2 separate regions of the Mus musculus genome follow, and region 1 is linked to region 2. The links are chromatin contacts, found by Hi-C or POLR2A ChIA-PET in ENCODE. All regions are on one chromosome and are shown on one strand. Each heading gives the region's core, a stretch centred on a gene start or an enhancer-like site at or near the end of the contact. The rest is flanking DNA. Distances are from core to core; before and after follow the strand shown. Region 1 has its middle 160 kb from the start of Gm12159. Region 2 holds the start of Ebf1 (early B cell factor 1).

Region 1 (3,160 bases), core at 457-2,956, 660 kb before region 2:
TGGGCTATTCTAAGTAAGGTTGTAAGCTAAGTGTTGAATCTGTGATTGCATCTTGTTTTGGAAGAAGACCATCCTGCAATTCAACTACTCCCACCAGACTACTCTGACAAGTGGCTGTTTAGCATATATCCTAGGATGCTTTTCCTTTGTGTTTTCTTGTACACTTTTTCAACGGTAAACTATATTATTTCAGATTGGTGAGATAGTTCCATATGGACTAGTGAACATATAGACCATGTATTGAAGAAACGACCTTTTATTATTTAAACATTTACTCCATAAACTCTGTCATAAGACTAAATTTCTAAGAGAGGCCCATTGGACACACAAACTTTATATGCCCCAGTACAGGGGAACACCAGGGCCAAAAAGGGGGAGTGGGTGGGTAGGGGAGTGGGGGTGGGTGGTATGGGGGACCTTTGGGATAGCATTGGAAATGTAAATGAGCTAAATACCTAATAAAAAATGGAAAAAAAAGGACTAAATTTCTAATGAGAATTGCTCAAGGGATCTACTTGAGGGAACACATGTTCAACAAATATTTTTGAGTGCCTGCTGTATGCTACTGTGATAATGATGGACATCCCAATGATGAAAACAGTTGGTTCCCCCTCTTGAGAACTTTACAGTAGACTGGGAGTAGAATAATTAGTCAATTAGGAAAATCGTGTTTGTAAGACAGCCGAGCATCTAAGATGCCTGCTACAATGAATCTTTCCCACACAGCTTATGCCTAGTCTAAATACCAGCCTCAGACTGCACTTTATGCTCCTCATCTTCTCTGAAATGTTTTCATTATAGAAACTATAAAATACCAGCCCTGCTCCAGTTATGGGACCATGGATTCTGACTCACTTAAGCAAGATTCCGTGAGGTGGTACTCCCTGCCCCTGCACAAGGCCACCACCCCACATTAGACACATGGCCATTTTAGTACCTAAGTTTTGAATCCACTTGTGTTTGCTGGTCTGATAAGGACAGTTTATATCACTGTCCAAACTAGCATGACAGACTTGAGGGTGTGTCTTTCTATCTCTAAATTACCCCTAACCCTAAAGTTCTTGCCTGTCCCTAGAGGCTTAAGGAAGGGACTTCTGTTATCTGCTTTCCTGATATGCTGAACTAATGGTACAAGGCTCTCTTGGCTATCCAGCCTGGAAGAAACAGAACACCAATTTAAATCATGAAAAAAAAATCCCTCAGTGAATCTATCATCATTAATCTTACTGTCAGTTTTAATTTTGGGGACATTACCTCACTCAACACCAGTTGAAAAGAGCTGCCAAAACCTATGATGTCATCATCACTGGCCGTGTCTGACCCTGCCTGCTGATTCTCAGAGCTCAAGCGAGTTAATAAATCCCCTGGCGCTTGGACACACAGTGGAGTTTTATTACAATGAAGGTATAACCCATGATGTTGTTCCAATTAAATGGCCTGAGAAAATACTTTCTTGTGTTTAGCAAAACTGTAAAACATAATTATCCTCCTGCAGTTGATTTTCATCATTGGCCAGAGTCTATGCCACTTCTTTCATACATGCGTGGACACACACACACACACACACACACACACACACACACACACACACAAACACAGAGGCTCAGAGAGGAGTAGAAGGAAATTCATTGAGGTTGCTGCATATTCAACATGAGCAGCTTTTCTAGATTACCAGCTAGAGACCTAGTGGGTGGCTGCCAACCTGCATGGCATCCAGGCACTGCTGTGTGAGAGGCAGGTGAGGGCACTGTGGGGCTTGGCACAGAGCAGAAGCTGGACTGTAAGAAAGGGTGGGGGGGTGGAGCTTTGGATGAACCTGGAGACCGACAGCTGTTCTCTCAAGACTCTGGGCTGCATCGCTCCTCAAATATTTATGAATAATTTCCTTCGGCGTGTTTCTGACTGCTCAGGATATTAGTTTTTGCTGCTTTCCTTACTCATGGTCCATCTGAGGTCTTCTGGCCTGACCCTCTTGTGAAGTCATGCTGCCGGCCAGGCGCCACCGTGTCAGGCCACTGCCATGGCGTCAGTATTCCAGGCCACAACATAGGCTTTGCCACTGCAGCTGGAGGAGGGCTGGGCAGGGTGGAAAGGAAGCTCCTTCCAGCCCACTTTCCTCATATATAACACATAGAGCCTAAGGGAGAGAGCATTGGGTCCATGCCTAAGAAGATGAATGTTTTCAAACACCACACGGGGGTGATTGTGTCCTGTGGTAGCCGCTGTCTAGAGGGGATTATTATGCGTGTGTGACACAGATAGACACATTTTAAATTTTTCAAGCATCAATATTATGGCCAGAGTCTTCACGAGTCCCCTCCCTCTGACTTATTCCCAATGACTCCTCCTGAACTCTTCTCTCCCCCACCCAGCCAGCTCCCCTAAATGGCCCTCATCAATCACACCATTGCAGTACAGTTGGCTTTGCTCAGAGCACAAATGAGGATGAGTGGAAGACCCCCAAGCTCATTTTTCATGCCCATCTCCAACAGGAACTGCTCCTGGGTCTCCAGGGGTGAGTGTGCAGTACACAAATTCACTGTCCCTTTTGCCCTCCCAGATGGAAGCCCTTTGAGAGTCTTCATTATTTTTTTAGCAGTCTGGTATAAAGTACATCCATGCCCAAGACACATCGCCTGGTGTAAGAGTCCTTGACTGCATTCTCTTAGCAGTCCCTGCTGTTTGTGGAAAATTGTCTTGGCATACTTGTTAAACCTCAATAAATATGTTTTAAATAACTGTGAGGTCTTTAACATATAATAACTGTCTGATTAAGTCTACATTACATTCTTACACATGGCACTTAATTTGAAGTGTGACCAGTGCTTGGTGAGCGCTGAGAAGACATCTTTGGGGGAGAAGAGGGTGTTTAAGGGTCTTTGATGATGTAATTAAACTACATTCTTTTAGGTTCGTGCATGGGTAATCCAAGTAGAAGAAGCTTGCAGCAGAGTGGAAATAAAACACGGAACTTGAAGTTGAAAGGCCACATTCAGTACCCAGTTGTACGTGGTGCATATACGGCCCTCATATGGTAAGGCAAGGGTGACGACTGCTGTTTGACATTTTTATATCCCTTTTGACTGCTCAGCATGAAAGTTTCAGATGAGAGCTTATTCTGTACAAGATAATGAAGACAAAATATTGGGCTATAATGCAC
Region 2 (3,010 bases), core at 183-2,682:
ACACACACACACACACACACACACACTTTCGCTTCTAGCCTAGTTACCCAATTCACTCTCACTACCAACCACTCCCAACCCTGTGCTCATGGGGATGGAAACAGTATAGGACAGTTGTCCCTAGCCCTTCCCCCCAAAAATGGAAAGATGGAACTACTCCCCATTCCCCTTCTGCACCCTTTATGTCTAATGGAGCCTGGGCCCACAAAGTTTTCCCCGAAGCCCAGGTGGTGGCCAGCAATGAAAAGGGCAAGGTACCATTTCTCACTTGGGACTAGGAGCCCCTGGACAGGGCACTGGGTGTGTCCAGGGAAGTTCCTCAAGTTGGTCTCCAAGAGCATGGCCTCCAAATCACTCAGTGTAGGATCTGGAGAGTGGGAGAGGGACTGGGGAAGGCCAAGGTGACAGTGGATGAGGGTGGCTTTTAGGAGATGTGAAAATTAAAGTTGGAAATCACTATTCTACAGGCAGACTGAGAAAAACTGAAGGCTAAGAAGTGGAGAGAGGAGAGAGTAAAGAACCAGATAGGAGAAATAAGAGGAGACTCCAAGAAGAAAAATGGAGAGAGAGAGAGAGAGAGAGAGAGAGAAACGGGGGAGAGAGCCAGGTGAGGAAAGAGAAGAGAAAAACGAAGAGTGAAACTGAGAAAGAAGGGGGGAAAAGAGTGGAGAAGGACAAGAAAAAATTAAAGAAGGTAGAAAAGGGAAAGGAAAGATAGGGGGAAAGGAAAGAATTAAAGAAGGTAGAAAATAGAAAGGAAGAAAGGGGGAGAGAAGAAAATTAAGTAGGAAAAAAGAAAAGAGGGAAGAAGAAAAAGGAAAGAACTGAAGCGAAATAAAGGGGAAAGGAAGCGAAGAGAAGGAGAGGAAAAGGGAAAAATATAACCACACAGAAAAGAAAACAAGCGGTCAGAAAAGCGCAGCTATCCAACACCGAGCTGCAGAGACGCCTCTTCTGGGTTAAAACAAAACGAAAACACTCGCAGATGGGGCTGCGGAAAGTGCCGGCAAAGCTTGGGCTCGGCTCCCTCCAGCAGCTCGCTGATCTCTGGCCACCCGGCGACGAGTGCTGCGCAGCCGAGGAGCGCGGAGCTCGGGCGGCGAGCGCAGCGCAGCGGCAGACGCACTCGCGTGGCCAGGCCCCGGGTAGCCGCGCCGCCGTCTCCGGGCTCTCCCGCTAGCCGGTGGCCTCTCCTCCACGGTCCCCCAGCGGTACCCACCTCTGCGCCGCTGTGTTGGCGTCCAGCACCCCGGCGCCCTGCATCCACGTCCGCACCGCGTTCATGCCGCTGCCCAGCGGCTCTTCCTTCATACTGCTTCCACTCCGTTGGATGCTTTCCTGGATCCCAAACATGAAAACAACCTTTTCTTGTGGAAAAATCTCCTCCCCTTTGAAAATATTTGAAAAAAAAAAAAAGGAAAAAAAAAAAAAAACGCCAACCACAGATTTTTTTTTTTTTTTTTGAGTCGATGAGACTCGCGCTACATCAAGGCGGGCTGAAAAGCAAAATTTTTAAAAATGTAAACCTTCGCTCAAAACTGAGCGATAACAAGGAGGGGGGCGAGGGGAAAAAAAAAGAAAGGGAAAATCCAACGAAAAGACCAAAATTAAGAAAAAACAGAGATATATGCCTGGCTGTTGGGGGTTGTTTGGTTGGTTGGTTTTGAGTTTGGGTGCTTTTTTTTTCCTTTTTTTTTTTTTTTTTTTTTTTTTTTTTTGCTTTTTTTTTTTTTTTTGCCTTTTTTTTTTTCTTTTTGTAGTAATCACAGGCCGTTGGAGAACAGGAGGGGCTGGAGTTTCCTTTTGTAGCGGTACCTTCACTTGAAGAAGCAGGAAGAAAAAAAACCACCCTGATGACAATTTAAGAAACAATAGATACGACTCTCGAAGCCGGCTTGGCTACTTGAAGTGTCATTTTCCACAACCAGGCAAGTTTTTTTCTCTCTCTTTTTTCCTCCTCCTCTCTCAACCAAAGATGTTTCTTTCCTTTCCGTGCGTGTAGATGAGGACGCTGGTTGCTGTAGACAGATACACCGGAGGGGGGGGGGGGAAGGGGAGAGAGAGGGAAAGAGGAAGGGGGGAGGGAAAGAGATAGAAAAAGAGAGGAGAGGGAGAAAGAGAGGGGTGGACCCTGCTGGATGGAGATTCTGTTTTCTCCTTGCTAAAATAGAAGTGATTTGCAGGCTCTCCCTGTGGAATCCAGTTTGACTCTCCCCAGAGCTAAACACAGGCACACTAACCCCAAAGGGAAGGAGGCGGGGCCCTCGCAGCCTAGACACGCCCCTTCTTTGCATAACGTCATCCTTCCGCCTTATCACAGCCAATCGCAGCTCCCGAGCTGGCTTGTTCACAGAGCCTGGCCACACTCCCTCATTAACATCCTTCTCCTTGTGGCGCAGGGGAGCCGCCAAAGTTCCCGGCAAAGTGGCGAGCAAGGGATCTCTGAGCTCTAGCGTCTAAACTGGAAGGAGCGTGGCCTTAGAGAGCGAGAGAGGGGGCAGAGGGAAGGAGATGGAGGTATCCTGAGTCGAAGGGGTATGCACCATGGCAGTTCTTAAGCATCCCTTCCGAGCCCTGAGCGCGACGGAGGCGTACTGACTGCGTTCTCTTTGGGCAGACGCCTAGTCCCTTGCTTGCCTGTCCTGGGACTTCGGGGGCAAACGTGGAGGAAAAAAGGACTGACCAGGCAGAAAAGGCAGGATGCCCATCCCAGGTGTCCAGCTCTTCACTCTGAAACAAGGGTGGCGGGATGAACTTTATGTGCGCGAGATCGAGACTTGAGGGCACTCGGAAGACATTATCTCCGTGTCAGGAGAGGTAGAGAAACCTAAAGCCCCAACCAATACGACTTTAGTAGACCGCAAGGGAATGGGCATTCTAGACTCAGTCTTCAGCAGGCTTCTGAAATGCCTCTAACTCTGGTGCTAACCCAGACACGAATGCTGTTGGGCGCGGTTTTCACTCGGTCACTACTCTCCAGAAGTCCCTAAGAGTGAATGAGTCTCTGGGG

The links. Hi-C counts contacts between places; a loop is a spot of excess contacts on that map. ChIA-PET counts read pairs that join two places held with the same protein, here RNA polymerase II (POLR2A).
Region 1: a loop to region 2 is called in a map of Patski, with 2.8 times the contacts of the local background. The contact joins the enhancer-like site here to the promoter of Ebf1 in region 2. A Hi-C loop is called at or near these places in 1 of 37 maps with a recorded cell type or tissue (Patski). POLR2A ChIA-PET finds 5 or more read pairs at or near these places in 1 of 5 experiments (Patski).

What each region holds. Positions count from the first base shown.
Region 1 is chr11:45,273,512-45,276,671 of GRCm38, reverse strand. No RefSeq gene overlaps it. Among named protein-coding and RNA genes, the nearest start is that of Gm12159, 160 kb to the right of the region's middle. Within about 2 kb of position 1,706, at least 1 of the 3 ENCODE cell types and tissues checked has a DNase peak (open chromatin) inside an H3K27ac peak, as active enhancers do.
Region 2 is chr11:44,616,522-44,619,531 of GRCm38, reverse strand. Ebf1 (early B cell factor 1) reads right to left here and starts at 1,432. Exons shown (of 16, transcript NM_007897.3): 1 at 1,220-1,432. The coding sequence starts at 1,353.